Linked DNA regions of Homo sapiens: regions 1, 2 and 3 are each linked to region 4. The links are chromatin loops, found by intact Hi-C in ENCODE. Cell type or tissue: Caco-2. All regions are shown on one strand.

The links. Peaks named below come from ENCODE experiments on the same cell type or tissue, not always from the same donor. Only the 100,000 strongest peaks of a DNase experiment are listed, where the experiment ranks them.
Region 1: a loop joins it to region 4, with 2.8 times the contacts of the local background. A loop is called at or near these places in 2 of 110 quality-filtered maps.
Region 2: it touches region 4 in a loop (14-fold over the local background); 3 of 110 quality-filtered maps call a loop at or near these places.
Region 3: a loop joins it to region 4, with 5 times the contacts of the local background. A loop is called at or near these places in 3 of 110 quality-filtered maps.

Annotation. Positions count from the first base shown.
Region 1 is chr18:6,641,695-6,649,694 of GRCh38, reverse strand. LOC107985176 (a long non-coding RNA gene) reads left to right here and starts at 2,532. Exons shown (of 3, transcript XR_001753338.2): 1 at 2,532-3,210. In Caco-2, no CTCF peak of the experiment used is centred here; a DNase peak (open chromatin) is centred at 3,784.
Region 2 is chr18:6,658,964-6,666,963 of GRCh38, reverse strand. No RefSeq gene overlaps it. Among named protein-coding and RNA genes, the nearest start is that of ARHGAP28, 67 kb to the left of the region's middle. In Caco-2, no CTCF peak of the experiment used is centred here; DNase peaks (open chromatin) are centred at 4,753, 5,083 and 6,453.
Region 3 is chr18:6,716,013-6,724,012 of GRCh38, reverse strand. No RefSeq gene overlaps it. Among named protein-coding and RNA genes, the nearest start is that of ARHGAP28, 9.7 kb to the left of the region's middle. In Caco-2, no CTCF peak of the experiment used is centred here; DNase peaks (open chromatin) are centred at 3,882, 4,692 and 5,555.
Region 4 is chr18:6,560,969-6,568,968 of GRCh38, reverse strand. The region is part of intron 2 of LINC01387 (long intergenic non-protein coding RNA 1387); the gene reads right to left. It overlaps LOC105371972 (a long non-coding RNA gene), which reads right to left. Exons shown (of 3, transcript XR_935116.4): 3 at 1-436. Among named protein-coding and RNA genes, the nearest start is that of LINC01387, 54 kb to the right of the region's middle. In Caco-2, no CTCF peak of the experiment used is centred here; DNase peaks (open chromatin) are centred at 2,358, 3,108, 3,428 and 7,218.

The DNA.
Region 1 (8,000 bases), 81 kb before region 4:
GGAATAAGAGGTCTTTGAAGAGAAGAACATCATGCTTTGTGAATATTTATCTGGAGGCAGAATACAAAATAGATTGCAGATGAAGTGACTGAGATAGAGAAATCAGTTAGGAGATTATGGTAATAGTCCAGGCATGAGAAGAGTTTAGTATATGTCTTAGCAGTAAATATGTTTTGGATTTATCCATTTAAGTTCATCTTGTTTGACTTATTTCCTTAAGGAAAAGGGCAAATATGAAGTACATTTAGCTCATTAAGTCCACACGTAACTGAATATCTTTTTTTTTTCTTGAAACGAAGTCTTGCTCTGTTGCCCAGGCTGGAGTGCAATGGTGCGATCTCGGCTCACTGCAACCTCTGCCTCCCGGGTTCAAGCAATTCTCCTCCCTCAGCCTCCCAAGTAGCTGGGATTACAGGTGCCCGCCGCCATGCTCAGCTCATTTTTGTATTTTTAGTAGAGACAGGGTTTCACCATCTTGGTCAGGCTGGTCTGAATATCTTTTGAGTCAACCTCTCTTCATATACTGGATGTTGCTTTGTTCAGAAGGGCTGGAAATTAGCAGGCAGGTGCCAAATAAAAGAGCAATTGTTTTTGGAGGAGATGGTATGGTAACATATTTGTGCCTACATAAATTTTGAAATCAGACACATCTGAATTCAAACTCCAAATGTGTTTACCAGTTTGTAATCTTGGGTAAATTACTTAAAAGTTATCTGAACCTGTTTTCTCATCTGTAATATGGGAATAATAATATCAACCTAGTTGTCTTAAAGTAAAATTTAAATGAAAGTGCATTATAGCTATCTCTCTGGACAGCCAAAACTCTAGAAATATAAACTCTTGCTACTGTACAATTATTTAACAGGTCACATTTCTGAGTCATCTTACAGGCTAATGATGACTCTGGAAGATGAGCTGTAACTGTGGAGCTCATGGAACTACATTGGGCAAGACTGTATCCTTTTCCTATTATGCATAACTGAAGTTGTTGTGAAAACAAATATTGCATCCATCTATTTCATGCCATGAAGTTTACTTTAAAATCGTGGTAAGTTCCTCATTTTTATACTTGAAACTAAGACTATCAACTCAATAACATATATATCAACACAAAATAATGTTTAAATTCACGTTACCTTTCTTAACAGCTCTAACACTTAAAAATAGTTTTGAAAGGTTTAAATGAAAATACCAGGTACAAAAGTGTATGTTTGCCTTAGCATCTTTTTGAAGGGATTTCTTCTGTGTGTGTCTGTGTGTGAACATGTGAATGCACATAGTTTTGCTGATTAGATCTAAGACATGTCTGAGAATAATTAGGCCTCCAAGAATGTGGAAGAGGATTACCTGTTTCTCCTTAGTTTCATGTGACTAAACCCAATGAAGAAGATAATATCCCTGAAAACACTTTGATGCAGAATTTAGGCTATGAAGGAGGAGGGGGACACGCAAAGCCGAGAGAGACAGAGGTTTGTTAACAGAAGTGGTTGGTATCCGTCGGGTGTTCTGGTCTTTTACCCTGTGATGGCTAAGTAAAATAGACATCTAATGGAATTCAACTGTCACCTTTGGCATTTGCAAGCCCTTCATTAGGGAATCTTTATCCATTCTTCTTCTTCTTTCCTGACCCCCATAACTGGCTGTAAATATCAGCACCCATATACACACAAAGACAAAAATTCTTAGATTAATATCAATCTGAGATTACAAAGCCATTTATTTTTATAAAACAGCATTGGGATTGACGTGGTTTGGCTGTGTCCTCACCCAAATCTCATTTTAAATAGCAGTTCCCATAATCCCCATGTGTCGTGGGAAGGACCAGGTGGAGATAATTGAATTGTGGGGGTGGTTTCCCCCATGCTATTCTCATGATAGTGAATGAGTGCTCATGAGATCTGATGGTTTTATAAGGGGCTTTCCCCTACTTCATTCAGCACTTCCCCTTGCTGCTGCCATGTGCAGAAGGACGTGTTTGCTTCCCCTTCTGCCATGATTGTAAGTTTTCTGAGGCCTCCCCAGCCATGCTGAACTGTGAGTCAATTAAACCTCTTTCCTTTATAAATTACCCAGTCTCGGGTATGTTTTTATTAGCAGTGTGAGAATGGACTAATATAGAGATTCATCCAGAAAACAAAAATGAATTATCTACAAGAACCTACGGTTTTAAACAAATGTCAAAACCCCCTCTTCTATGAGAAGAATGAGGAAAAACTTTAACATATAAAAATATAACTTTTTGGGCCAAATCAGGAAAACTTCAAAAACATGGTAAACCTGTTGGTTTGCAGCACATCTCCAGGAAGCATCCTTCAGACCCATTGGCTCCAGTTTGAGGGGATAGTACAGAAAAGAACAACAACAAAAGAAACTCCCTGAAAAAACTGGCTTATTAAACAACTCACTGAATACTAAGGATAAGGCTTAGTGATCTGTGACTCTACCAGGCACAGACCACCTAGCTTGCATCAGCAAATGCCTTTGATTAGCCTGGCCAGCAGAAATAACCTACTGAGCCTTGAGTAGACGTGGCAGACAGAAATCTAAACATCACCCAAAGCAGTGAAGTCCCAGGCATTAATCTTCAACAAATATTTATTGAAATCTGGCAGTCCAGACATGCTTATTCCAGGAGAAGCTGACAAGTAAAAGAGGGAGAAAGAGAGACAGGCATGCGACCAAGCACAGTTTATTTTCACAAGCTGCATGCTAGCGAACAAAGACCTAGGAGAGCACATCAAAAAAGGCAATATGTTCTGGCTGGGGGCTTGGAGCAGTCTGGAAGAACTCACAGAAGTGATGACATTCAAAGAAGGCCTGAGGAAGTAAAGAAATTCACCGGGCAGAGAAAGAAGGGAAGGACATTTTACATCAGAGTGGGAACAGCACGAGCATATCATGGCAGCGAAGAGCATATGGCACTTTTATGATAGAACGTAAGATGCAGAGGTGGGAAGGTGGCAGAGGACATTCAAAAGTGACGTTGCAGTCATATTCTGAGGGATCTGACAGATGAGCTGTTAAGAAATATGGACTCTGTTCTATCAGTATTATGAAATCATTGAATCATTCATTCATTGAAATGGTATTTTCGGAGGACTTACTATGTGCTAAGTACTGTGTCAGCCTCTGAAGATTAAAATAAAAAGGAAGGCCCTCCAGGGACTCACAGTCTGGTAGGGAGAAAGGCAGGCAAACAGTCACAGTACGGTAAGTTACATGCGAAGACAAAGGGGGTTGTACTGCGGAATTGGGGAGATGAGATTTAGTCTGCCTAAAAAATTCGGGAAGAATCACATAGACTACTATGTACACAGGTTTTTGTGAGTGCTGGGAACTGTTGTACTGCACATGTGCGTATATTCATTTAATTGAACAACCACGCATGAGGTAGGTTCTCTCGTATTCTCATCCTGGTCTTATGTAGGTTGAGACAGAAAAGAGAGTTTCAGTGAGTTGTGTGTTCACATGGCTTGTGGGCAGTAGAAGCAGGATTTTAAGCTGGCAGCCTGGTTTCAAGCCTGGACATTTAAAGACTGCACCCTATTGTCTCTTCAGGAAAAGATTAATTTGATATGAGATTTAGGGTGAGAAAGTTGCCGGCCTTTTGCCTTCGTTCTTTTCTCCTGTCCCTTCCTCTACCTGTCTCCTTCTTTCTCCCTTCTCTCTTTCTTGCTTTCTAAATCCCAAACTACATTCCTCCAAATCCCAGGATTCTCAGAGGTAGGGGCGTGTGTGTGTGTGTGTGTGTGTGTGTGTGTGTGTGTGTGTGTGTATTTAAGTAGACGAGCGAGGCAGTTGGTCGGGGAGGTTCAGAGTCCAGGGAAGTCTCTTCAGCTCTTTGATCCTCACTTCCCAGTTTATGAAGTCAGGGTGGAAAGTGGATCAGAGGAGATGGCCTCCGAGGATCCCTAAGACATTTTGTGCTTGGAACACAAGCTCAACAATGAAATAAAGCTGCTTCCAAAGTAATAATGAGGGAATGCTAATACCTTTCAAGGAAGGAAAGTGTATTATCATCTGCTGAATGTGAAAGAGACTTGGAAACAATAGCCGGTAATCTGCAGGGCCTCCTAGAGATAAATTCTACAGTTTAAAATGAAGGCACCCCTCAAACACGGTGAAATACATGAAATTGAAATGGCACCACACACCTCTCTCAGCACCTATCCTACAGCCTACTCTTTCTTCCAGCTAGCAATCAGCTCATTCCCGTGGATGTGCTAAGTGATGACAGCAGGGAGATTTACTGGTGATGAGGAACTCTTAAACATCAAAAAAACCTCTAAGATCAGAGGGAATAACGGGTTAGTAGAGTGAATCCAGGCATGGTGATGGGCATGAGACAGATACTTGAGAGAGAGGAGTTTGCATAGCACCATTAAATTTATATCCCGTGGAGGGCTCCTAATATGTCTACGTGTACTGCAAGCCCTCCACAGCCACTGTGAATCCTCTGCGTGATGAGGTGGGGCATAACAAAACAAATTCTTTAATTAACCTATTAATATAGTTTGAATATTTTTCCCCACCCGAATCTCATGTTGAATTGTAATCCCCAGTGTCGGAGGTGGGGCCTGGAGGGAGGTGTTTGGATCATGGGGACAGATCCCTCAGGAACAGCTTGGGCCATCGCCTTGGTGATAAATGAGCTCTCTTTCTGAGCTCTCAGGAGATCTGACCATTTAAAAGTGTGTGGCCCTTTCCCTCCCCCAACTCGTTCTCTCTCTCTTGCTCCTGCTTTTGCCATGTGAAGTGCCTGCTCCCCCTGTCCCTTTCACCATGAGTAAAAGTTTCTGGAGTTCCCCCAGAAGCAGATGCTGCTATGCTTCCTGTACAGCCTACAGAACTGTGAGCCAATTAGATTTCTTTTCTAGTAAATTACCCAGTCTCAGGTGTTTCTTTATAGCAGTGCAAGAATGACCTAAGGCACCTATACATTCACATGCTCAGAAAAACTTCAGGATTTCCTGGGAAGACAAACTTGTATTTCAAAAATAAACTTTGGAGCTTGAAAATAAAAGCAGTTTGCTCCTTTCCTGCATTTGGAGGTGAGCCTACATCAGCCCGTGGCCATGAAAACAGGCTCCTGGGAGTTGGTTGGTTTCACAGGATACTGATGGTGGAGAATGACTCCCAGGCCACCAGCACAGGTGCAGGAAGCACAGGCAGTTCATGTTGGAGGGGGGTGTTCATGGCAAAACCTACCAGGGGATTACAAAGTAATACAACCTCATTTATAAAGAAAAGATAAATACAGTGATCTTCAGGCATTTGCTTCAGTGCAGTAAAATAGAAACTCAGTAGCCTTGTTGGCCATAAGGTGAACACAGAAAAGTCCCTTCATCTCTACTAATGTTTTGTTGCCCTAGACATGATGGTTTGCTGGGGAGGAATTTTGTACTAAAAAGCCCCCTTCTTGTTTCTTTTTCAAATCCGGGAAAGGAAAAATTACACATAAGGAGATTGGGTTTCAAAAATTCACAGGTTTAAGTATCAGTTAGCTTTTGCTGAATAACAAACAGCCCCAGAAATTTGTGGCTTAACAAAACAACCATTTACTTAGCTCATGATTCTGTAGGTCAGTAATTTCAGCTCATCCAGGTGACCCTTTGGGTCTTGACTGGGCTCCCTCATGTGTCTAAGGTCAGCTGCCAGATGGGCAGCTCAGCCACTGGGGGCTTCTGGCTGTCAGCAGGGCCAGCAGAAAAACTGCAGGATAGCCTGGGCATGCATATAAGGAGGGGGAGAATTGTGCCTATTTTTGCAACTAACACTGATACTATTGTGTGCCTCTATAATAAGACACAAAAATATTGAGGGTGGAAAAGAAGACAGAAATCTTGACATTACAGCTATTTCTTTATTACTGTTCTTACTGACAGAATCAGTTTCACAAGAAGCTTATTTTCTTTTCACCAGCCTAAATCACCTTAGCATATAAGATGATATAAAATAATATATATTATTATCTATTATGTGTATATAGGAAGAAATATATTAAATATATAGTTGGATTTATATATTATAGAAATATATAATGGATTTCTATATTATAGAAATATATATTTATATGTTTACTATATTTCTGCTTTAATATGTATTTAAAATCTTTCTTCTCAATTATAAATATAATAATTATTATATATTATATATTATAATTCTTATTATAAATATATTAAGAAATAAATTTCTTAATATATAAATAAATATATTAGATGAAATAAATGTATATATTATGTTAATGTAAATATATATCTATATATTATTTAAATCTATTATATATAGTGTGTAGTATTACATTAAAATATACTTTTAGCTTGTTTTCCTTTCTTCCTATGACTTCACCTTACCATTGTCTTTCTAGTCACTTCCATCTAATGTCAAGATTGGGCTATCATTGGAGAGAAAAGAGGGATCAAATTAAAGATTAACATGTATAATTCCTGCTAGCAATGGAATTGTTCATTTAATGCTTAGAAAACATAAACAATTTGTTCAAAGTTGTTTAAATGGGGAAAGAGTACTAAACCCCAACATCTTGATTGTTAGTTTAATGCTCTATTCTTTATACCATGCTGATTGCCTGAGCTGATTTTTATGAAATCAACTTAATGATGTAGTTATTTTATTTTTCAGGGGGCCAGAGTGTTCATGAACGCAGTCTCAGGTCTGAAGGAGAGCTCTGTGCTAGAATAAAACAAAATCACCCAGTAGATCAGAATCTACTCACGAATGCTCCACGTGGCTAATGCTGCTTGCTGGTTTCCGTTGCTCTCGTCAGCTTTGGACCCTCCCCCTGTACTGTTGGCGAGAGTTCTTGGGGGGTTTCGGGGACATTGTAGCTGGCAGTAGTGTTCATGCCTCTACTTTACTGGCAGTAACAATTAGAATTGGTCCAGGCTGTACAAAAGAGAAATCCACAAATACCAATTGCATGAGCATCATTTTCTCATGAAACTTTTCTCGCATCACAGAAGATGAGTTAGGCAGACAGGGCTGGGAAGGGAGGCTCGTAGGTTCATTAGCAACCCAGATTTTGTCTATCTGCAACTTTAGCTTGTCATTTCTATCCTCAAGGGCATCATAAGCTTTTAAAGCTCCAGCCATTCTACCTGCCATCCAAGCAGTGAGAAGAGGAGAGAGAGAGGAAGACAAATAGGAGAAGAGCTTTCTATACAGCATTCCTGGATGTCTCGTCCAACATTTGTTGGATGTTATTGGATGTTCCATCATACTTGTGGGCCAGGACTTAGTTAAATGGCTACACCTTGCTACAAGGAAGTCTGGGAAATACAGTCTTTCAGCTGGATACATCCCCCTGGCCTGAATAAAAGCTGGGTTCTCTTACAAAGCACAAAAAGGGGATTGAATATTGGTTAGGCACCTGTCAATCTTTCATATCAGCCCACGTGAGATAGCCAGGGTTTGGTGAAATAAAATGCTGTTTCTCCTCAAAACACTTCTCTCTTCCTGATTGGGGAGGGACCCTGTTCTCTGCAGAGAAATTCTTTCTCATGACAGGGCCAACATGTCTGCCAAAAGACAGCAATAGGACTTCCCAATCATTCTATATATTTAAGGGAGACTTTTTAAAAACTACAATACGGTTGAACTCATGTGATTTTTTTTTTTGCCATGAAGTTTCTTGTTAAGCATTGAACATTTAAAAGTAAATTTTGACTAATGTGAAATAAAAGAATGTTACTTGAAGCAACAAAAAATGCTAAGTATCATTAGTCATTAGGAAATGCAAACTTTAATGAGATACCATTATATACCTACTGAACTGGCTACAATGAAAAATACTGACTCTGGTATTTTAAAAGATTGTTTATTAACAGTTGTCCAGGGGAGCAATTGGAACCCATGTCATTGCTGGTGGAGAGACGAAATTGTACAGCCATTTTGGAAACCTGACTGGTGGTTTTAAAAGATTAAACTCATTCTTACCATATAACTCCAAAATTCTGCTTCTAGGCATTTAGTTCTTTCCACAC
Region 2 (8,000 bases), 98 kb before region 4:
TGTTTCAATATTACCAAATTGGCTGTAAAGTAAGATACAGGGATTTAGTGGAAGAATTGCCTTCAGTGTGGACAATGGACAATGGACAATGTCCTAGATAAGCTTATGTACTTCAATTTGTCCAGAAATATTTTACAGCAAATTTTGACTTGGGTATTTCTAAAAAGTATTTTAAAATTTGCATTAAATATAAAAGACAAAATGACAATGAAACAGTTAATTATTACTTGATATTTCTAGAACTATATTATTGATAGATTGTAGCCTTAGCAGAAACTTAGTATTAAAAATGTAAAAAGCACTTTGACTTTTTGTCCTCTTGATTGTTCTATGAAACTATTTTGAAAGACAGCCAAGCATGTGTTCAACACATGTTTTATACTAGAAATGTTTTGCCATAATCATAAACTGATTGAATAACCATGATAATTTCAGTGTTCTTTTGTCCATATGCTTCAACGTTTTGTTCATTTGCTTGAAATATGTACTTTGTTTTTAGCTAAAATCAGGTTCCTATGTGTTGAAAATAAAGAGCTGTAGATTTCTATGGCCATATTGTTGTAACATGAGATCTGTAAAAGATTATGGAAATAAGTTAATAACCACTTGGCATCAAGTGAAAAGAAAGCTATATATGGAATACGTTTTTATAGTAAGAACATTTGATTTTGGTCAAATCCATGTCAAAGAAGAACAAGAATTAATTTTAACTTTGGTATGCCCAGAATATGGACAACCAAATTATCTTAATTGGAAACATATTTTCACATTCAGAATTGCTTACTCTCAGGCACAGAGTTTCCATTTCAAACCTTGCAGCCTCATACGGCAAACCCCTCATTTATCTGAAAACCTCAACTATCCAGATTACCATTGGGAATCAGGAACAAAGTAAAAACAGGCTCCTGAGCACCAAAATAGAAGTCACAAATCCTCCCTGCACATCAGCCCTTCTCTTAGAAGTCTGTAGTAGATTAAGAGCCACAAATTCAGAAAGGAGTCTTAAAAGTCAAACTGAAAATAGTACAAAGTAGTGACTCTTGACATCATGACAGTCAGGGGAATAGCAAAGCCACGCAACAGGCATCATAATCTGGGGCCATTTCATTTAGGATCAACACTCTCTTTAAGGGTGGTAGTGATGACTACAAAGTACAATCATGGATACTGATGATTTGCCCCCCAAATACATATCTTCCAACTGTGTTTCTTGGTTTGTGCCTCCTATGGTTCTCAGTGCTCCAGTGGATTTTGGCTGTGACTTGCTGCTTATGAAGTACACGGACAGTAGTTCTAAAGGGAAGAATCATCCAATTATCTACCCTCGTCAGTTATCCTCCTGTTATCCTCACTGCTGGTATCTCTATGAATTAATAGGATAGAAATATCAAGAACACAGTTTCAGTGCATAGTAACTTACAAGTGAAAATAAGGCTAAAACAAGTGTATATGTGGCCTAGAACATTTTCATATTTATAATGTAAGACATTTCTAGGTTTTCTTATGGAAAAAATTCAGTCAACTAGGATATAACCAGTTTTTAAATATAGCTCACTAAATTATACTGTGATTTTTGTGCATGTATTATTAGGTTCCACTAAGAGAAAGGGGATTTGGGTGAGTTTGCTTTCTTTTTTTTCCCCTGAGATGGAGTCTTGCTCTGTCACCCAGGCTGGAGCGCAGTGGCATGATCTTGGCTCACTGCAACCTCCGCCTCCTGGGTTCAAGCAATTCTCCTGCCTCAGCTTCCCGAGTAGCTGAGATTACAGGTGCCCGCCACCGAGCCCGCCTAATTTTTGTATTTTTAATAGAGACGGGGTTTCACCATGTTGGCCAGGCTAACTCCTGACCTCGTGATCTGCCCACCTAGGCTTCCCAAAGTGCTGGGATTACAGGCGTGAACCACCACACCCGGCCTGGATAAGTTTGTTTTCTAATCAGCAAAGGCAAGTTGAGAAAATGAAGCAGGGATCCTGTCTGGACTTTGCAAACAAGACTTTCTTGTTTAGAAATCACAGAAAGTAGAGGTGAAAGCTATTATTACCATCATTACACTCAAAAGAGCTCACAGACAGCAGGGGCATCTCCCTGAACATGAAGTTGTGCCCTCCTGACCTCCCTGTGTTAGCCACAAATGACAAAGCAAGAGCATATGGGAACTGGTCAAATAAAACTTACAAAAAAAAAATAAATGAGTAGTCACAACAGATACTCTTTCCTTGAGGAATTTTTTTTTTTAAGTACGTGTCTTTTTTACAGAAAAAAGTGAAATTTAACTTAAAAGTGCATTTTGTGGGGTTGAAATTTTATAATGGAAATGTTTAGTGATTGCCTTCTTAGCAATTGCCTTCTGCTGTTGCAGGGGAGGATAGCAACATCTTTCTTTTTATAAACTGGGAATTCCTAGCAAGTGCTAACAAAAGCAATCTCTTTCTCACTTTGCTCTTGTGTGGGTTGCATAACCCTGGATTAAGTGATCAAGTACTACAGCCTGTCTTGGTAAGAGGTGAAACGTGGGTTTCACATGCCTTGGTTTTTATATTGAGGATCAGTTTGGAGCTTACAACAGCCTTGATCAAAATCATATTATTAATTTTTTGGATGAAAATACTACATTCTGAATATTAAGACATTTTTACAGAAAGTAATAAAATAATGAGTGCGAAGAGCAGCCTCTAGCATGTAGAGCAGGCAAGAGTGCTGAGTGAGTAAGACTTACAAGCATCAGAGTGCGCTAGAGAAAACCTACACATGGCTATATTTTTCTTTTCTTCTTTTGAGACAGAATCTGACTCTATTGCCCAGGCTGGAGCACAATGGTGCGATCTTGGCTCACTGCAACCTCCACCTCCTGGGTTCAAGCGATTCTTCTGCCTCAGCCTCCCAAGTAGCTGGGACTACAGGTGTGCGCCACCACGCCCAGCTAATTTTTGTATTTTTAGTAAAGATGGGGTTTCACCATGTTGGTCAGGCTGGTCTTGAACTCCTGGCCTCAGGTGATCCATCCACCTTGGTCTCCCAAAGTGCTGGGATTACAGGCACGAGCTACCGTGCCTGGTCAGGGCTATTTTTTCTGAATATACTTTTCTCCTTGCTTCCCATTACTTAAGCTGCCTTTTCTCCCCAGTGGGGCAACACTGAGGCTGTCAGACACGCTGAGATGACCAAGAGTTTCACAGTAGGCACTTATTCCTGATATGAATTCTGTCCCTGAAAGCAAGCCGGAGTCGGGGTGCAGAGAAAACAGAAACAGAAGAAGAAAAAAGGACAAGAAGTAACAGGAAAAGAATGCGTAAGTTATATTCTGAAAAGTATATTCTGAAATGTAACCGTTCAGACTAACAGTGTTGAATATCAATTCACAGTGATCAAAAGTCCTTTTAAAATTATTGATGCTTGAAATGCTAATTCCAGATTCCATTAGCATATATTTGTAAATATTATTTATACCAGATTTGTCAAGTACACTATTTCCTGCTTCAATAGTCAGAAAAACATTAATGAGGACTTGCAGTACTTCTCTGAATTAATTTTTTTTCTAATTTGTATTTCTCAGAAACAATTAGTTTCCCTGAGCACACATCCCAACTCTCAGAACTCTCAACTAGCTCACTCCTCTTCCTCATCCTCCAGGTCTTCCTGCTTAGATGTCACTTCTTCTAGGAAGATTCCCTGAATCCTCAAGTCTGGACACAGATTCTAAGGGCACGCTTCCTTAGCAACCTGCTCTTAGCCTGTCTGAGCCCTAGCACGCTGTGTTGTAATGTGCTGTCCACTGGTCTCGATTGATCCTCAAACTCTAAGCTCCCTGAGGACAGGAAAGTGATAGTTACGAGCCTGGGCTTTGGAATAATAAAAAGCACATCGTAGTACATCCTATAAGCCAAGTGTAATTCCGATTATTTTACATATAATAACGCACCTAATCTTAACATCCACGTAGGAAATTGGGGCAGAAGCAGGTTATCTTTCCCAAGGTCACATAGCCAGTAAGTGGCAGATCCACAATTTCAACCCTGGCCATTGTTTGCAGAGACCATGCCCTTTCTTGTAATAAGGTGTTGCCAATCAGAGCGGCTTCGTTTCTAGAAAATGTTAGCTACTTAATGACTCAGTTGACCAGGAGTAATTACTTGTTCTAAGTGAATCTCATTTTTCTCATCTAAAAAGTGGGAATAAATAACAGTATTTACATCAAGGAGTTGAGAAGCTTCCATGAGATAGTGCACCTTATAGAAAGTAGATAGTGTACTCAGCATAGTACTTGCCATATAATAAATACTCAATAATTATTTGTCTGCTGACATTTTGGGTTTATCCTATTCTTGTTCTTCTCATTCTCTTCCCTTTCCTCCTCCTTTTTTTTTCTTTCTCTTCTCCTCACTCTTCAGCATTGTGTCTGAGCAGAGGGTTGACATATAGTGGACATTAACAAACATCTCATGAATGAAGGGGTAAAAGAATGGATGAGTGAATGAATGAATGAAACAGCAGGCAGACTTTCTCTAAAATCAATTTGCATCTATCTTCCTTAGCTCTTCATCATATATCTTCCTCTACAGCAGACAGAGGGAGACATCTGCAGCCCTAGATTGCTGGCCTGTTGGGCAGTGACACCATTTCTCCTTCACGACAGCTTGAATTTATACAAAATCTTTACTCTTTTGAAGTCCATAGTTCTAAAATAGCGTCAACATTTTTAAGCTGCCAGATTTTATTGGGCTAAACATGATTAGCAGACATTCCTCGCTGAACACACCCAAAGGTTAAACACAAGCCAGAAACCAACACCAGATGCAGGTCAGGAATTCCTGAATCAAATTCTTCAGTGAAGGAAAAATGATAAAATCTCAGGTCTTCTCATTCTTGACAAGTACTCCTACATTTTCTTGACTAGTGTTTGTTCTTAGGGGCAATTTTTGCGTAAGAGGAATTTCCTATAAAGTGGGAATTTCACTGCTTTATATTTTTTACTACTCCAAAGGAATTTCACAAAACATGTCATTTCCTTCCACAATTGATGGGTAAGATTCCTACATCATTCACACCTGTGCCTGTGTTTCCCTGTGCATCTGGTACAGAGATGGGCATAAGGAGCACCTGTCTTGGAGAGATAGCATGGGGGAATTGGGTCATCTCAGCTGTTTTCAACTGGGGTTTTGCCAGTTCCTCTTTGTCTTTTAGTTCCCTTTGTTGCCCCTGTTTTTCATATGGTTATGCTGCTGTTGTTTCTTGTTATGGTTGTTGGTGGTGGTTTGGTGTTGGGGAATATGTAGTTCCTGGCATTCTTTTTTGGCTTCTGAATCCTAAATAACAAGCCAAAAGGAATTCAAGTTTGTGTAGGGACCACAGGTCTCTTAGGAAAGTCCCTCCCCAGATGGCTTTTCTTGTCCAGGGGGAGCATTCAGAGCCACTGGCAGAGACCGCTCTCGGCAATAAGCATGTTGTTGCTCCTATCAACAACGTTAATGAGCCAGAAATGAATTCTGTGTTTCCAGTAGCTTCTTTGGCATTTTAAATGGGTCGATTCCTTTCAGAAGAGTTCATGTGTTTTAATTCATATTTTGCGTATTACTAAAGAAATTTAAGATTTGCCTTCAGTTTTAGTTTAATTTTTTGGATCCATCCAGAGCCTTGAAAATATGAAGGCAATAGAACTTCTGGAAAAAAAGAAAGAAAGAAGTCATTGCGAGTCAACTTTAAACGTATCAGGTTCATGGAAATTCTTTTTTTTTTTTTAAACCAGTGGAGTATTTTAGAGTAAATACCTCTGCTGTTTTAACAAAAAATCTGTTATCTTTTTTACAAAAAAATCTGTATCGTTATCTAATAAAAACTCAAGCAATTTTCAAACTCTTCACCAATATGTAGAGTTTAAATTGCTTTTTATTATAGAAAATAAAACTTGATTAGATTAATTAAATTAATTGTTTAATTAAACCACAGTTGATGACTTCAACTTGATTTATTGATGTAAATAAATGGGCCATGGGCCAGACCTATGCTAAATTTAAAAATATACCTTAAAAATTAAGTTTAGATAAAAATAATAAAGTTGTGGAAATTGCAAAAAATAAAAACCGTGTCCAAAGACATTCTCTGGAACATGGTTAGTCACAAAGTGCAACGCTTTACTGTACTATGGTTGAGTGCAGACAAATCTCTTAGAAAAGTAAAGTTTCCTGAAATTGGAACTATATTATGGAGAAGAAATTTATAGAATGAAACCTCTTCAGGGTATGTAAGAAATGTACAAAACTTCTGTTTACGTTAAATAGTGTCTAAAAGAAGTGCTAGCAAGTGAATAAAAACACAAAAACTTTAAGCAAACAAATTGAAATATTACTGCATCTGTTCCTGAATAAGTGTTGTGTGTCTTTGGCTGGAAACCTGATCCCTGGACAGTATGTAGGGATAACAGATGTGGCTCTTGAGCAAGAAGAGACATGCTGGAAAGGGCACAAAGGTGAGACCTCCAGCGAAGTCTTGATATTTATAGCATGGGCTTCTATAAGCCACCCGACTCCTCCTTGACACACACACACTTTTTTTTTTCCTTCTATGACTTGCAAACATTTGGAGTCTCTTAATCTCCAGTTCCTATTAATTCCTATCTGTTGTTATCCTTCTCTTAATTCACATTCTTTCTGTTAAAGGTCTATGTATTTATTTGAATATTTTTCTATAGCCTTTTAATTTGGGACTTGTTTTATGCAGTAACTTAACTTTTTCTCTCTTCTCAACTTCCATCCTGTTGGTCGCAGAATCTCAGTGTTGCAAGGGGTCATTAAAGAGATCTACTTGAAACTCCTGCTCAGTGAGGGCTTCTTGGCTTATTATATCCCTAAAGAAGAGTGTTAGGATTTGGCTTCGTTGCTTAGAGAAGTGAAAACTCCCTCAACTGCAGGCCCACCCAAATCTCTGTTGGAAAATCCTGTGTGTCCACTTCTCCTGTTTTCGTTTTCCTTTTAGTCTTTTTGTGGTCTACTACGTGGTTTCCTAAGGTAATATTTTTCATTATGTTATTGGCCATGTCCCTTTCTTTCTCCAACGTTTTCCCATTTCGTTCTCCACCACCCCTTTTAAAAGATTTTAGAGGCCGGGCGTGGTGGCTCAAGCCTGTAATCCCAGCACTTTGGGATGCCAAGGCGGGTGGATCACCTGAGGTCAGGAGTTCTAGACCAGCCTGGGAACATGGCGAAACCCTGCCTCTACTAAAAATACAAAAATTAGCCAGGCTTGGTGGTGTACGCCTGTAATCCCAGCTACTCGGGAGGCTGAGGCAGGAGAATCGCTTGAACCTGGGAGGCGGAGGTTGCAGTGAGCCGAGATCCGAGATTGCGCCACTGCACTCCAGCCTGGGGAATGGAGACAGAGCAAGACTTGGTCAAAAAAAAAAAAAAAAAAAAAAAAAAGAACCTAGAAGTCAGCGGAAGATGGGAGGAGTCTGAGAAACAGCCCCGCCAGACCCAACCCAACCTACCCCCTAGACCCCACTGCACATTAATGCACATTAACCTTCACCTTGAGTGATAAATAAGCACCTGTAGTCTACTGAGAAGATGAGATTTAGGGGATGTTTGTCACAATGGTTATCCTACCCCTGATTAATACAGAAGGTTACTGAAAGTCCACTAGGAAGTGGATGAAGGGACATGTTCCTGAAGATAGTGAGGATTGCTAAGAAGCACATCTATGGGACCAAAGACATAGGAATCCAAATAGGAGCATTTAGTCCTTAATAGGCTAGGAAGCCTGCTGCTTCCAGGTTCCAGCTCCCCGCTGAAGGGCAGATGAGCAGCTGCGGATGTATATAGGAGATCTTCTACACAAAATTGTTCCATGCAGCTGTGCTTTTCCTGCCCAAGTGGAGAGGAGCACATAAAGGGAAAGCCCATCTGCTTGGGGACCGTTAACGTGCCTCTGGGTTCCTAGGTAACACATACCTAAAGAGGGAAGCAGAGAGACTATAACGGTGAGACCTAATTCAGCTTTAGAAT
Region 3 (8,000 bases), 160 kb before region 4:
TCCTACGCAGGCTAGGAGGTGGCAAAGCCAGTATTCAAACCCAGGAAATCTGGCTCCTGAATTTAGGTCCTTAATTATTATATTTCTCTTTTATGAAAGGTTTGATGAGATTCAAAATATATTCCTCTAGTAAAATGTAAAGAAACAAGTAGGATTTGATTTATGTTTCTTTATGGTAGCTTTACATAAACCTATTTAGTACACTAGAGGGTAAATAATCACTAGCATGTAATGATGATGATGAAAATAATAAGGAAGGGAGTCACATGTATTCTTAAGGCACTATACTAAGGTAGTTCAAAATTACTAAGGCAGAATTATTGTTTCTTAATATATGTGTGTGTGTGTATAATTATTGTCATCAACTACTCTTACAATGTGTTGAAGGATAATTCAGTTTTTCATTCTGCCTTGTAAATTTGTCAGTGGATACATATAAATAAGGCATTAGAGAATAGTGAAATATGTAATCACAAGTGCACAAAGATTGCACTTTCTAAATAAACTGGAAGCAGAGTGGTAGACAAAAGAGAGTAAGACAGAGTTGAGTTTGAGCTTGATTATGATTTACTATTTACTGGCTGTGTCACCTTAATTTCTCTCTTTTTCCATTTCCTAATTTGAAAAACAGAGACCAGTAATATCTCCTCAAAGAGTTGATGGGAAGTTAAAATGAGATCACATCTTTAAGACACCTATCCCAGTACTAAGCATATGCTAGATGTTCAGATGTTGGTTCCCTTCTCTGTCTTTCACTCTCCCTTGTCAGCTGTCCTCTGTCTCAGCCCTTCCAGAAGTACGATTTGAGTTCAACCCTCAAGAGTAAAGAATCTGGACCCAGGATTCCAAAGGTTTTTCACAACCTTTGCTGAGAGATAAGTCACATTCAATTTATGTGATGAAACCTACCTGGGGAGGCCTCACAAACACTGGCCCCCAAGTGCCACCAGTTGCATGGACTACGAAATATGGAGATATTCCATTTAAACCCATCAGGAAAGGCAAGAAAACAAAACATTTATGCAAAACTTTAACATGGACAAAGGAAAAGTGCTTCTTGTGGCCTTGGCTGCTTATCTGGCAAAATTGCTGCTAGGATAATTTCATACCAGAACAGGAAAACAGCTGCAGCCTCATGAGTCCTTGCAGATGCTGACTGACATTCTCTTAGCAAGAAGGGTTGAGGGAACATAGTCACTGGCCCTATCTTGCAGGAAATGAAGGCACAATTCTTACCTACCAAAGAGAACATGCGAATTCTGCTTTCAGAACTCCACCTGGCAGGGTGGGGTGGCTCACGTTTATAATCCCAGCACTTTGCGAGGCAAGACACAGGAGGATCGCTTGAGCCCAAGAGTTTAAGACCAGCCTGGGCAACATATGGAGACCCCATCTCTACAAAAAATTTAAAAATTAGCTGGTGTGGTGGTGTGTACCCTTAGTCCCAGCCACACAGGAGGCTGAAGTGGGGAGATTGCTTGAGCCTGGGAGGTTGAGGCTGCAATGAGCCATGATCGCACCACTGCTCTCTAACCAGGGAGATAGAGCAAGACCCTGTCTCAAAGAAGAGACCAACAAACAAAACAAACAAAAAACCCTTCATCTTACATACATTATCAGTGCCCTCAAGTCCTCTGGAAAGACTGGTTTAAATTAGAGGGAATGAATACAAAGTTGCATTTATTTTATATAAAGAGAAAATAATGAGACAAATATTTTAAAAGGTAGTGTGTAAATCTTTCATCATCAAGTCAGTTGGTAAATCTTGATCTGCTACTCTGAAATATTTTTCAAAATGTATTGGCACTACTTGAGTTAAATTTATTTTCTGGGTGCTCTCATGATGACACAGAATTTCTAGACTACTCTGATTTTCCTATTGCTTTCTTAGTATCTATTTTTAAAGAGAAATCAGGGCTTATTTTTCTTCATTAACTGTTTTGGGATCTTTGATCAATTTGGTAATTGGGTTAAGTAGATTATGTCACCACGAGAGCCAGCCAGCCAGGTCAAGACTTGTGTTATTTATGTGGTAGACATAACTGAATTACTTAAGTGACTTCTACAGATAAATTGAATCATTATTGATTGGAAATGAATCACTACTAATAGACCCAGGCAGGGTAGAGGAAAGGAACAGACCAGCCATAGCATAAAGTTTTAGTCAAAAAGTACTTACAATATGGAATATTTCCTGCAATACCATGTTTTTACAATTACATAAAGGCTTTATTCATTCATTCATTCACTCTTCCATGTATCCATCCATCTATCCATCCACCCACGCATCTACCCCAAGAACTTACAATTATCACTCATACCTACAATGCCAAGCACCAAGAATATGAAGATGAATAGGAACATGAAAGCACAGACTAACTGGGTCTCTGCAAGCGGGGAAGAGATTGGTGTAGGAGGTCATCAAATAACACACTTCCCCAGGAGGTTATGTTAGAGATGCTCTTAAAAGATGAATGACACTTGGCTAGCTCACAAGTAGGTGTGTGTGGCTGAGGCTATGTAAGGAAGGGCATTCCAGAGGCAGGTAACAGATGGAAACAAGGCACAGGGAAAAAAAGACAGTGAAGTATGTACAGGGAAACCCTTTTAGTTTAGCTTTGCTAGAGAGTAAAGTGTAAGGGAGAAAACCCTGGAGACAAAGCTGGAGACAGGCAGAGGCCAGGCCCTGGTGCATCTGAATGCCTTGTGAGGAGTTTAAACTTTATCCAAGAGTTCAGATGGGGAATCCACTGATGGTGTCAAACAAGGTAGCACCAGAATCAGCTTATGCTTTTAGGCATCCTCCTGGGCTCTGCACCACCTGGTCTTCACTCAGCTCTTCTGACCTACATCTCCTAGGCCTCCCAACCTTTTTGGGAGAAGAGTGTACACTAGAGTCTGAGGCAGAAGAAAACCAACTATAAATGGTCACATGCTAAGTCCCAAATTGAATCCTAAGACAAAGTCCAAGATGAGATAAATGGAATTTAAATAGCTATTGAAAAGACGTTTAGCTTAAAGAATTACACAGGTGTCTTGGAGGGGAAGCTCGGGAAAGGACCCTGACAATCCCCTCTCTGTCACTAGCTCGTGATTACAGATCAGCTGCCTGCTTTGTTCTGGTTCACCTGGGGAGGGACAGACCACCTGACCTGGCAAGTGATGGGGTGAGCACAGTAGGAGACAGTGAAGGAAGTAGAAGACAGTGAGAGGCTTTGGGACATGCAGTATGCAGGTCTGCCAACAAAGAGGGAAGGTTTATTATGATCATTCTTGGATTGGAAACCAAAGAAACAATTCTGATTAACCAAAACAAAGAACAATGTTTTACAAAGATCTGAGAAACAGCACAGGATTGAAGATCAAAACTGAAAGACAACTCTTGGAGCAGGAATGAGAACACAATCTTGCCAGGGTGCTTCTTACAAAATTAACAAATTTTAACTTTTTCTTCTATCCTTGCTTCCCTCTTCTCAGGAAACAGGGTACCAGAATTGCATCAGATTGGCTGTGGTTAAGCCTCCACTTGGCAGTCACTGAGTCTTAAGAGATGTGGTCTTCAGGGACTGCCTTCCCTGCTGTTAATGATAAGACAGGCCCCAAGATCACATACCATGAGGGAGAAAGTCCCTAAGTTGATACCTTGGAGATTTCAGGTAGCAGGAATAGAAGCCAACACATTAACAGTATTTACTAGAGCAGGATTTGGTGAAGCCTCAGGGAGGCAGGGCTCACCTGGAAGCACTGAAAAAAGGCATAATCAGGACACAGATGGTAAAGATTTCCAAGATCTGGAAAGGGAAGAGGTTCTTGCAGAGGGTGAGATGAAGTGATGCACAGGGAAAGAATGCACCTGCCCATTTTGCAGTTGTGCCTCCACATGGCCCTGAATAAGGAGGGGGTAACTGCCTGACAAAGTTGATAAATCAAACAAACCTGGGATTTTTGTGATAAGAATAGGAAGCTTCAAATCCACATCGGCTAACTCAGGCCTCAAATGTGGCTGACTGCATCATTCAAGAAGACATACATGACCTGAACTGAGTCACCTGGATCTGAAGATGTCAAAAGTATAATTTGAAAGTAAGCTTATACAAGGGGTGGTTAAAATGGTGAAAGGCAGGGTTTGGAGCAAGACAGATATAGGAGTTGTGCTATGTTTGACTGTGAGCAGTTACTTAATCTCTCTGGGACCTGATTTTTCTCATCTGTAAAATGAGATGGTAATACCTATCACACAAAGTTGTTGGCCACGATTTGAAAAGGATAAGTTGTAAAACTGCTGTGTACATAATGCTAAACAAACATAAGTTCTTTTTATTATGCTATGCATACATGAAATTGTTATTTTACCTTCTACTTTGTTAGCAATACCTATTAGAGGAGATTCCAGGGGAATTCAAGAAATTCTAGTCACCATTAGTCAGCCAGTAAATATTTTTTAGTACACTCCAAAGACTATAAATATTTCTACAGAAAAGGTCATGACTGTGTTAACATAAGTCATATTTTGAAACTAGGCAGAATTAGGTAGATAATCAGAAAATGGATGTTTGTCAGTTGAAACATTATTCAGGGATGTACCTAGTTATTACTGATTATCGTTCGGCTCAAAAAAGTATTGGAAAGCCTGAATGTCTCAGTGTCACCAGGTCAGGACATTGGCATGGTCCTGAAGAGGACATCTCCTCTCACAGCACCGGCATTCCAGATGAGGCATTTATGGGTGGGGTCTGAGCAGGCTACAGGCACACTCAGTATAGCTTCTGCTACATAGTAGGCTTAAATAACCACTTCATGAATGAAGGAGCCCTCTCCCACTTAATCCTCTGTTTCTACCTCTGTAAAATGTAACTACAGTACTGTAGTTACTACAAAATGAAACTATAGGACTGACACTAGAAAATGGAAGTACAGGACTGATACCTTACTGTGGCTTTCTCAAAATGTATGAGAACTCAAAAATCATAGGACAGCATGCCAATGGGCCTCAAAACTTGATTATGTGATGATGTGTAAATTGTGCCCATGGAGTTGTGCAATGTAGCCAGTTGGAATGGTTTTGAAGACAGGAGTGTAAGGTGAAATTAGACAGTTGCTGTAGTAATAAAACTTCTGTTGCAGGGAGAGGACAATTCTGATCACTGCTCTGGCACCTGCTAGCCAAGAGATCATAGACTACTTTTGTCTGTTTGTAATCCCTTCCTTTGGGGAATCCATACTAAAGCAATTTAACCTCTGAGTGAGTCGGAATAATATGATATTGGGAAATACAAAAAGGAAGCATGTGAATAAACTTGGTAACGTTATTTCACTGCATTTGTATCCCCAGAGTCCATAATAGTGTCTGCCATATGTGCTCTCAAGAAATGTATAATGTATAAACTCATGTTTAACGTGTAAATCAATCAATCAATCAATGAGTGGAGAGCTGCATATAGTATCCTCCCCACCCCCTAGTACTGTAGTTTTATAGTTAGGGAAGTAATTACGGTAGTTTTTCCATTCAATGACTGCAGCCAAATGACTCTCCTCAGGAATGCCCCAGCATTGAGCACATTCCTCTTTGCCAGGGGACCTGGAGGTGAAAACCAGAAAAGGAGAGGGAAGTAGCTAGTTTGTCCTGTGTCTGTAGAAGATAATAGATTCAAAAGAATGGGGCAGGTGCAGAAATAAAAAAAATTATGAAAGAAGTAGACTCTAAATGTCTGAAGTTGCCTAGGTAAATTGTTACCAAATTACCTTTTGATTTATATTTCATTTGGATCAGATTTGGGATCTGTAGATAACAGGTATTCATATAATTTAGGAAATGTACCATTTTATACCATTGGCCATTGAAATAAATTCAGAACAAAAGATTTTAAATTATTTGAAGCACTGTGGTAAAGGGTGTAATAATTCTTTCTCAAGTATCTCATCATCTTAGGCCTCTTTTCAGTCACTTCTAGAGAATTTTTTAAAAACAGCCAAGCCTCAAGTGATCATTTAATCCTACATATGATGGTGAAAGAGAGAGACACAATCAAGTCATCAGGTCCAAACTATGATTCATTATTTCTTTGTATAAAGGAACAAAAGTGTTACTTGTTTTTAGGGAACAAACTATCATAATTCTTAGTATCCAACTTTCATTCCAAATCCTCAAAGCTGTTTGTAAACATAAACTCATTTATTCCCACCTACCAAGCACCACTCAGAAGGAATTCTGATGGCATGAAGTTGTGAAATAATTACAAATATTGCAATCATAACTATTTACTGAGGATCCACCATGATAAGTATTGTATCATTTACTCCTTACATTGGAGGCTCAGAGATGTTAAGTTACTTGTCCAGGTTCACAGTATTAGTCTAGAGGATTAAGAGGCATCCTGGAGTAGTTAAGTCCCTAGACTCTGGTGCCAGACTACCTGGATTGAATCCCACCTATATCTCTTTTTAGGTCTGTGACCTTGGGCAAGCTAACATCTCTGGGCTTCTGTTTCCCCTATGCAAAGTGGAGAGGATGGTAAGAGGATGGCAAAAATGGGACCTACCTCATAGGGCTGTTGTGAGGACTAGATGAGTCAGGTGCTTAGAACAATACAGTGGCACCTAAAAGTGTCACGTAAGTGCTAGCTATTGGTATTATTCTTGTGGTTGCAAGTAATGAGAATGCAACTCACACTAGCTTAAGCAGCAAAAGAAGAGGTGGCGGCGGTATTTGCTTCAGACATGCTTTACAACAGAGGCTCCAATAATGCTCTTAGGAGCCTCCCCAATATCTCAGCCTTATTTCCCCTTGGCTTCCAGATATATCAGACAGGCTGTGTAGTCACAAGGTGGCCACCTGCAGCCCCAGGGATCCACTGTATTTACAAAGAAAGAAAAAGTTCTTGTTACGAAGATATGGCACAGGTCCCAGGGAAGTGGCCTAGCTTGGGTCTCATACCCATTCCTGAACCCAGGCCATAGGCCAGGCCAGGTCTGGGTCATGTGATAAGCTCTGAGACAGAAGGGCTGGGTTTGCCCAATCCAAACCACATGGCCTGAGGGCAGTACCTGTATAAAGGCTCTCAGAGTGATGCCCCAAAAAGGAGGGATCAGGTAAAGACCAAACATATACGTAGTCTCATGGCTAGCAGGTGACAGAGCAGAAATAGGAATTGTCCTCTCCCTCCAACAGAAGTTGTATTACTACAACAACTGGCCAATTTAGCCTTACACTCCTGACATCAAAGTCATTCTAACCAGGCTGCACTGCACAAATCCATGGGCATAATTTACACAGTATCACATTCTCTGGTTTTGAGCCGCATTGGCACTGCTCTCCTGTAACTTTTGAGTCCTCACACTTTTTGAGAAAGCCATAGTGAGGTATCAGTCCTGTAGTTTCATTTTCTAGTAACTACAGGACTGTAGATACATTTTACATTTACAGATGTAGAAATTGGTAGAGTTGTCACAGGTGGAATGGAGAAATGGCTAAACCTTTGATATTCAGATTTTGACTTCTGAGATAAGCTCTTGAAGAACATTCCAGAAACATTAGTCAAGAAAATTGGGCTTTCAATAACCAGAGCTCAGCACTTGAGATTTTCTAAATTCTAAAAACTTCCCATTAAGCCAGGCACTATGGTAGGCATTTGTAGTCCCAGATACTCAGGAGGCTGAGGTGGGAGGATCTTTTGAGCCCAGTAGTTCAAGGCCAACCTGGGCAACATAGCCAGACCCCATCTCAAAAAAAAAAAAAGCAAAAACAAAACAAAACAAAAAACCCCCCAAAAACCTTCCCATTAACATCTAGAAGCAAAGTTCAGAAGACTGAATGTGGAGGCTTTTTATCCACCATGAGAAAGACTTCAGACAGTGATGTCGAGATCGCACCACTGCACTCCAGCTTAGGTGACAGAGCAAGACTCTGTCTCAAAAAAACAAACAAACAAACAAACAAACAAAAAACCAGACAGTGATGTAAAGAGAAGGACATTGTTGCTGCCACACAGAGGAAGTCTTGG
Region 4 (8,000 bases):
TTGTGACTACAAACAGAGGATTACCGCAGAATCATAAGCAAACACGGGGACAGATTGATTTTGAGATATTTTCTAAGACAGACAGTTGACTGCAGAAACATGCAGACTGGAGCTTGTGTTTTGAAAACAAGCATGCTAGAGACTAAACAGGACATGAAAGGTTTGCCTTTCTTGGTCTAAAACACATTTCTTTTAAAGATTTACCATCATAAAGACTTCTTTTTGAAAAGCTTTGTTGAAAACCAGCTTGTAAATTTAAAAATGCTCAAGAAAAAATTGTTTGTCGATGCAAAAGTTCAGCCAGGTTGCTTGGAATGATGACCAGATATGTCGCTAGAATTCTCTCTTCTATTTTCTTTCCTCTATTTAGGCTCTGGCTCATGCCTTGGTTTTGGATGACATGAGCTTCACCTTGCGGGGTTTTGGAGGGTGTTATCTGGAAAATACATGACATAGGCATGTCAGAAGAATTCAGATCTTCCTTCTTAGGTAAAAGGGGTTAAAATACTCTTAATTAATCATCTATCAGGGCATTGGGCTGTCAGTACAGATTACAATTTTTTTTTTTTTTTTGAGATGGAGTCTCGTTCTGTCACCCAGCCTGGAGTGCAGTGGCACGATCTTGGCTCACTGCAAACTCTGCCTCCTGGGTTCAAGCAATTCTCCCACCTCAGTCTCCCGAGCAGCTGGGATTACAGGTGTGCACCACCACGTCCAGCTAATTTTTGTCTTTTTAGTAGAAATGGGGGTTTCACCCTGTTGGCCAAGTTGGTCTTGAACTCCTGACCTCAGGTGATCCACCTGCCTCAGCCTCCCAAAATACTGGGATTACAGGCATGAGCCACCATGTCCGACCAACAATGTTTTAAGTAGTTAAGACTGCAGCATTTGGAACCAGGGGCAAATGTTTGAGTGGTCTTGAGCAAGTTACCTAAACTCTCAACAAAGTGGAGACTATACTATATTACCTGATTCACTCAGCTGTTATGAAGACTAAGCAAAGAAAGGTACGTGAAGTGCCTAACCCACATTGTCCAGAATATGCAAAGGCCTCAACACATGGATGAAAATATTGCCTGTCTGTCTGGGTGCCTCGGTTGGATTTATTAGTCAGGCTTGCATTACAGCTATAGAAAACTCCAAGCAGAGTTATTGATTGCTCTTGTAGTCAACACCCCATACCAACAAATACTTTGGAAACTTGTTGGAAAAATACTCTTTCTGGTAGTTCTGGACTATGCTCAGGGATCACTTGGGAGTTCTAGAAGCTGGGAAGAATCTCTCGAAGCTAAAAGATCAAAAACAATACAGGGAAACACGGAGACGAATGGATGTGAGATTCTTCCACGTGGGCGAAACAAGACAGTCATGACTAATGCTAGATTTACTCTTCCTTGGCTGAGAGCATGGTGTTTATTCGAAGTTGAATCTAGAGTGAAAGAGAATATACATGTATGCAAAACATCATAAGGGAGAGTTGTCTTAAAGACAGTGGCTCCTCATCTCAAATTCATTAGCATATACATGCCCACACAAGAACACAAAAGAACTTTCTGCCCCAACCAATTAAAAATATCAAAAAGGAGAAATGAAAACAGATTTTCTGTCTTACCAAAATATTATTTTTATTACTTTCATTTCCTAGGTTATGGGTGTTAATAAATGCTAAAAGCATTTCTAAATCTAGAAATCCATCCCACAAGATGTTTTTCTAGAGTCCACAAAAATCACACAGTTATGTTAATTTGCGAGTAAGGAAACTATGAACAACAGAGGTAGAGTTAATATGAGTAGAGAAAGGGTCTAACACCAAGTGGCACAAATGCAATTAAATCCTGGTTCACGTGACCCCCCCAATTCACAACTTTACTTTTATCAACATCCCACCATTCAGGAAACTTTTAGCGCACTAAATTCCTTTATTTTGTGAAAAAAATTATCATGTGAAATGACTGCTATATAGGACAGTCAATTAAATTTGAGTGTCAAAAACTGACTTTCTTTAAACATAGCAAAACCCTCCAAAGGTAAGCAATCTAAAAGTATTTTTTTCTTGATCAGTAAGTCTAAACTCTGCTATTAACACCATCTATCAGGTTCTCATGATGACATTGCAAGCAATGCCAGAACTAGAGCCCAGGTGGCTATGACTCAACAACTGGGTATCATTGGCAGAAAGAAAGAAATCTGAGGTTTCAAAATGGAATGAGAAAGGAAATGAAGGCCACTTTCCCCTTACTCCACAATGAATGAAGTATTGATACTGGGACTCACCTGGTGCAAGAATGAAGAAACAGCTGGATTTTATTTGTTCCTTTTGCCTGCTCCTTAGAACAATGGAACCTGCACTAACCAGCTTCACAAAGAGCTTTGATTGATGGCAGCTTTTCAGATACCTCTGTGGCTTAGTCTTATCTTGTTTGGTATCTCTATTGTTTCTGAACTGTAAACACCAAAGGAAGGACCCATTCAAAATGCAAGTACTAGGCTTATTCACACGACTCAAGATATTCTTTTCCAAAGTTGAGTAATAGAATGTGTCATAAAGACATCAAAATCTGGTAGATTTGATTTTAAAATTTGATTCATGACTGTCTTGACTGTCTTGTTTCGCCCACGTGGAAGAAGCCCATACTCATTCTCCTCTGTGTTTTCCTACATTGTTTTCAATTGTTTAGCTTTGGGGTGATTCTGCCCAGCTTTTAAGACCCCCAAGTGATCCCTGAGCATAGCCCAGAACTGCCAGAAAGAGTGGCTTCTGAAGTATTTGTCAGTAAGGGGTGTTGACTAGAAGAGCAATCAGGTAGGTATCAAAAAACTGCTTGGAATTTTCTGTAGCTGCAATGCAAGCCTGACTTGAGTAAATCTATCTGAGGTATCCAGACAGACAGGCAATATTTCCATCCATGCAGAGTCATAGACTGACATACATTTTGAGGTCTTTTCATATTCCAGCCATTGCATTAGGTACTTCATGTACATTTGCTTGCTTAGGAGAACTTCGAAATCTTAGGTCTCATTAAGAGTCTTTGATCATTTACCCACATGCATGCATACTCACACACAAACACACACAAAAAGCACTGGACTGGACTGCCTTTGAGTTGAATGCTGATCTTGAGATAACCCCTCGTCTGCATTTTTACCACCCAGATTTCAACTGGTTAAACTTTGTGCCTGTTTCACCTGCTAGAAAATTATTGAGCAATAATGATTTTAGATAACAATTTTAAAAGAATCTGTATATCTCTAATTCCAAAAATTTAAAAACTATTCATACCCATGGGGAAGATGTTTCCCTTACAATTATGTATTCTTTGTAACGTCACCCTTGTAGAACAAAATTCCTTTCTCTTTTTTTTGAGACAGGGTCTTGCTCTGTCACCCAGGATGGAATGCAGTGGAGTGATCTCAGCTCACTGCAACCTTTGTCTCCTGGGTTCAAGTGATTCTCATGCCTCAGCCTCCAAAGTAGCTGGGATTACAGGATCATGCCACCACACATGGCTAATTTTTGTATTTTTAGTAGAGAGAGATTTTCACCATGTTGGCCAGGCTGATCTCAAACTCCTGGCCTCAAGCGACATCCCGCCTTGGCTTCCCAAAGTGTGGGGATTGCAGGTGTGAGCCACCATGCCCAGCCCAAAATTTCTTTGTAGTGTCACCTTAAATATCTCTATGGATGAAACAGAAACTTGCTCAATCTGTTACCTCATTTTTGGTCTGAAGTCTTGAATAATAAGATACCAGGTTTATGAAGCAATATATGAGTTGTTTGGAACACAATGAAACTCTGTTTATTGTATGCAACTTCAGATAAGCTAAATAAGGATTTAAACTAACACTCCTTTTTGTTTGTATATTTGCTATCGCTAGGACTTCCTTTTTCAATTTAAAGATTGTGTCTTATGTGGGAGATCCATTCCAACCAAGCAAAACATCTAGCAGACTACAAAGGATTTAGCTTGTCTTGTTTGTTTACATAACTGAGTTGAGTATTGGACTATTAAATCTTGCATAACATTATTTTGATTAAAAGTAACTGGTTCAACTTGTTGCATGATAAGAATGAAACTTGTCAATATAATGCATTTATTCATGAGAAATGTTCATGTTTCATGTGAAACTTTCTTTTAAAAAATAAAACTTTAAAATATCTTAGTGCTGCTTTTACCTTAATATAATGAAGGAATAGTCTCCCCTGCAGCAGAGGTTGAAAATTAAACTACTCCCAGCGTAAAAAAAGTCTGATTTGTTTATCACATGGGACAAAGCTTATAACCGCAGGAGCTGGAGAGGTCTTATTTCCACACTTAGTTTCCAATCAGAAACAACCAATAACTATGCTATCCCAGCACTTTGGGAGGCCAAGGCCGGTGGATCACTTGAAGTCAGGAGTTTAAGACCACCCTGGCCAACATGGTGAAACCCTGTCTCTAGTAAAAATGCAAAAATTAGCCGGGCGTGGTGGCGCACGCCTGTAATCACAGCTGCTTGGGAGGCTGAGGCATGAAAATCCCTTGAACCTGGGAGGTGGAATTTGCAGTGATCCCAGATCGTAGCACTGCACTCCAGCCTGGGCAATAGAGTGAGACTCTGTCTCAAAAAAAAAAAAAAAAAAGCTGATGACATCATTTAACAAAAGGTTGGGTTCCTTAACGTTACTGACATCACATCAGCCTGGTACTGACCTACTGGCCCTGTATCTTATCCTTGCTCTTACTGGTCTATTCTTGTTAATTCCAAAGTGAGGAAGTTGTTTCAGTGTATTCATTACCACTTTTCCCCTCCAAATCTATACTTCAGAGGTTGTGCAAAGCTCCAAATTTTCCATTCCAACAAATCTTACGGTCTTTTTGCCTCCCTCTGTAGGAAAGGAGGTTATTCTATTTTTCCTGGACACATTAAATGGTGTGACTTGTTTCCCACTGTTCCATTTACATAATCTATGAAACATTCAAAGTATCTGTATCTCAAGTGAAAACAGAAATTCAATTGTACCAAAATTTCCATCAGGGCATTTTATAATAAGTTAAAGATTTTTCTATTACTTTTTACTTACTAGTATAATAGTGTGTTAGAAAAAGCAATTCGGTGAATATACTACAAAATTGTCAAAATTTTAGTGCTTAAAAAACATAATTTCTTTAATGTAACTATCAGAATTTGAGGTAACTATATTATTTTTTCAAGCTTATAGGTAATATTTGAATGGCCTATTTAAGCCTATGGATACCAAAAAATGGTGACTAAAAGCACACAAAATCTTGGGAAGCACTTTTTTCATATGACCTTTTGTTGCATATCATGATTTATAAGAGAACTGTCTTTGGTCACTTCCCTGGGAAACATTCTCTAAGATTTGTGCACTGAGATTACACACTGGAAATTTCTTTCGGAGGCCCCTCTAAGTCAGTGCTATGAGTGAAGGGAGTGCATTTTAGCAGAGGAAGGAGCTGAACTGTGATGTCTGCACAGACGCACACAAAACAAGGCAGAAAACTGAACCTCTCCCAAAGGAAGCTCTGGAGCTAACATCAGAGCTGTCCTGCTTTGAAGCAAGGGCAGAAAATTCTGCACTCCCTCACTTCCCCCAACCCACCCACAGCCGCAGACTCGTAGAAGGAGGCCATCCTTGGGCAAGGTAGCCTAAGATAATTCACGGAGAAGGACTCAGATGAGAATCTTTGACTGCCAATGCTTCCAGCAGCTGGGAAATGAGTGTCCCAGCTGTGAAGGTAACATCTGGATGGAGCACCCCAGTATCCACTCTAACAGTCAAAGGAAAACAAACTAGGTAGACAAGTGGTTTGGTTCATAAGCCCAGGGGATTCACTGCTCTGCATTAAATCCTTCTCTGTCTTCCTTCTGGGAACCATGAAATTGTCTCCATAAAGTCCATCAGCTATTTTAGCCACTTTTTTTTTTGAGACAGAGTCTCACTCTGTTGCCCAGGCTGGCGTGCAGTGGCGCCATCTTGACTCCCTGCAGCCTCTGCCTTCTGGGTTCAAGTGATACTCCTGCCTCAGCCTCCCAAATAGCTGGGATTCCAAGTGCGCACCACCATGCCGGGCTAATATTTGCATTTTTCAGTAGAGACAGGGTTTCACCACGTTGGCCAGGCTGGTCTCAAACTCCTGACCTCAAGTGATCCGCCCACCTCGGCCTCCCAAAGTGCTGGTATTACAGGTGTAAGCAACCGTGCTTGGCCTATTTTAGCCCCTTTTCTAATCTAGCCCCTCCTACTGTCATGAAATAGAACAAATGCAAACTAAGTTAGCAGGCCACATCCCAGGGAGGCTGGTAGAAGACATGAGACTACTGGGAGAGAGACAAAAGGATGGTTTATTTTTCACAGCTATACAGTAGCTGGGACTTCTGCACTTCTGTTGGTTCCCCACTCCCCAGTTCCCACAGGACAATGCAAAGAGGGCCAGAAGACACGTGCAGACACAGCAGTCATGATGTGGTAGAGGAAACTTGAAGGTAGGGAACTCGGACTTTTTAAAGTAGGCACTAAGCATGCCTGCCCTTTGCTTCAGAGACAGTGCCATCTCTGTCTTCCAAGACTATTTGCTATATAAGCATTCTTGAAGATATAGCCCAGAACATAGATGGCTAGTGCCTCTTTTAGCAAAGTGGAGATATGTAGAAACACAAGAGACCCATGAAGAATTTCCACCAGCAGCTCCCGCCTCATCAGCTGCCACAGAGAGAGAGAGCTGTACACCGTAGTGAGTTTAGTGAGCGCATGCGCTAAGGCCAGCTGCTCGAATTTCAGTACTGGTTCTATTACTCCTAAGAATGTGACTTGAGGCAAGTTCCTTAACCTCTGTAAGCCTTAGCTTACTCATCTGTGAAATGGAAATAGTAATAGTACCTATGGCCTATGGGTAGTGTAATCATACACCGAGATAAGCCACATGAAATGGCTGGCATGTGGTAATCAGGTGCCGAGTAAATGGTAATCCTGTTATTACAGTAGACTGGACACAGACCAACTGCCTGGTTATTTTCCCAAAGCAGTATCAGAAATAGGAAAAAAGGTGTTTGAAGGTTTTAGCTAACAGAGAAGTGGCTGACCGCTCATAAGACTCTCTGCAGGCCCTCCTTCACCTTGCATGTGTGTTTAAGTTCCTGCCCCTGCACTCCACAACCATGCGTTTTCACTCAGGTTTGGCCTCAGTAAGGCAGACAGCTGTTTGCGTTTCACATACTGTGACTCGAGTAGTTCCATAAGCCTCTGTGACCTGAAGTGTTCCTCTGGCAGCCAGCCGTAAATCTCTTGCTCAATCTCCTTTTAACTCCTCAAACTTAGAAGCCAAGCTGACATAATCCTTATCTGTGGGCTCAGCCCCACCGCAGCGGCCTGAGCTAATCCTACTCTTGCAAAGAAGAAACACAAAGATCTCTGGTTTTTTTTTTTTTTTTTGACAGGATCTCACTCTGTTGCCCAGGCTAGAATGCAGTTGCACAGTCATGGTTTACTGCAGCCTCAAACTCCTGGGCTCAAGCAGTCCTCCCACCTCAGCCTCCTGAGTAGCTGGGACTACAGGCATGTGCCACCACACCCAGCTAATTTTAAAATTTTTTGTAGAGACAGAGTCTGGCTATGTTTCTCAGGCTCATCTTGAACTCCTGGCCTCAGGTAATCCTCCAGCTTCGGTCTCCCAAAATGCTAGGATTTACAAGCGTAAGTCACCACACCCGGCCTACTCATCAGTTTTAAGTGCCAAGTTTTTTCTCACTGAGGGAGCATATTATCCTGTGGTAGCTGCCAGGGCCTGGAATTACATTTTAAGCCCAATTTGAATTGAATGGAAATGAGACCTAATCTCCCGCTCCAAGGCAGTCGCTTAAGGAACGTATTTTAAAGAGGAGACACTTTTCTTTCAACATCATCACTTTCTCCAAACATGACAAAATCACGTATCAAAACGAAATCTCGAGTTCAAGTTGTCTGTAGAGCTATGTTGTGTTGTAGCAGGGATATAGTAAAT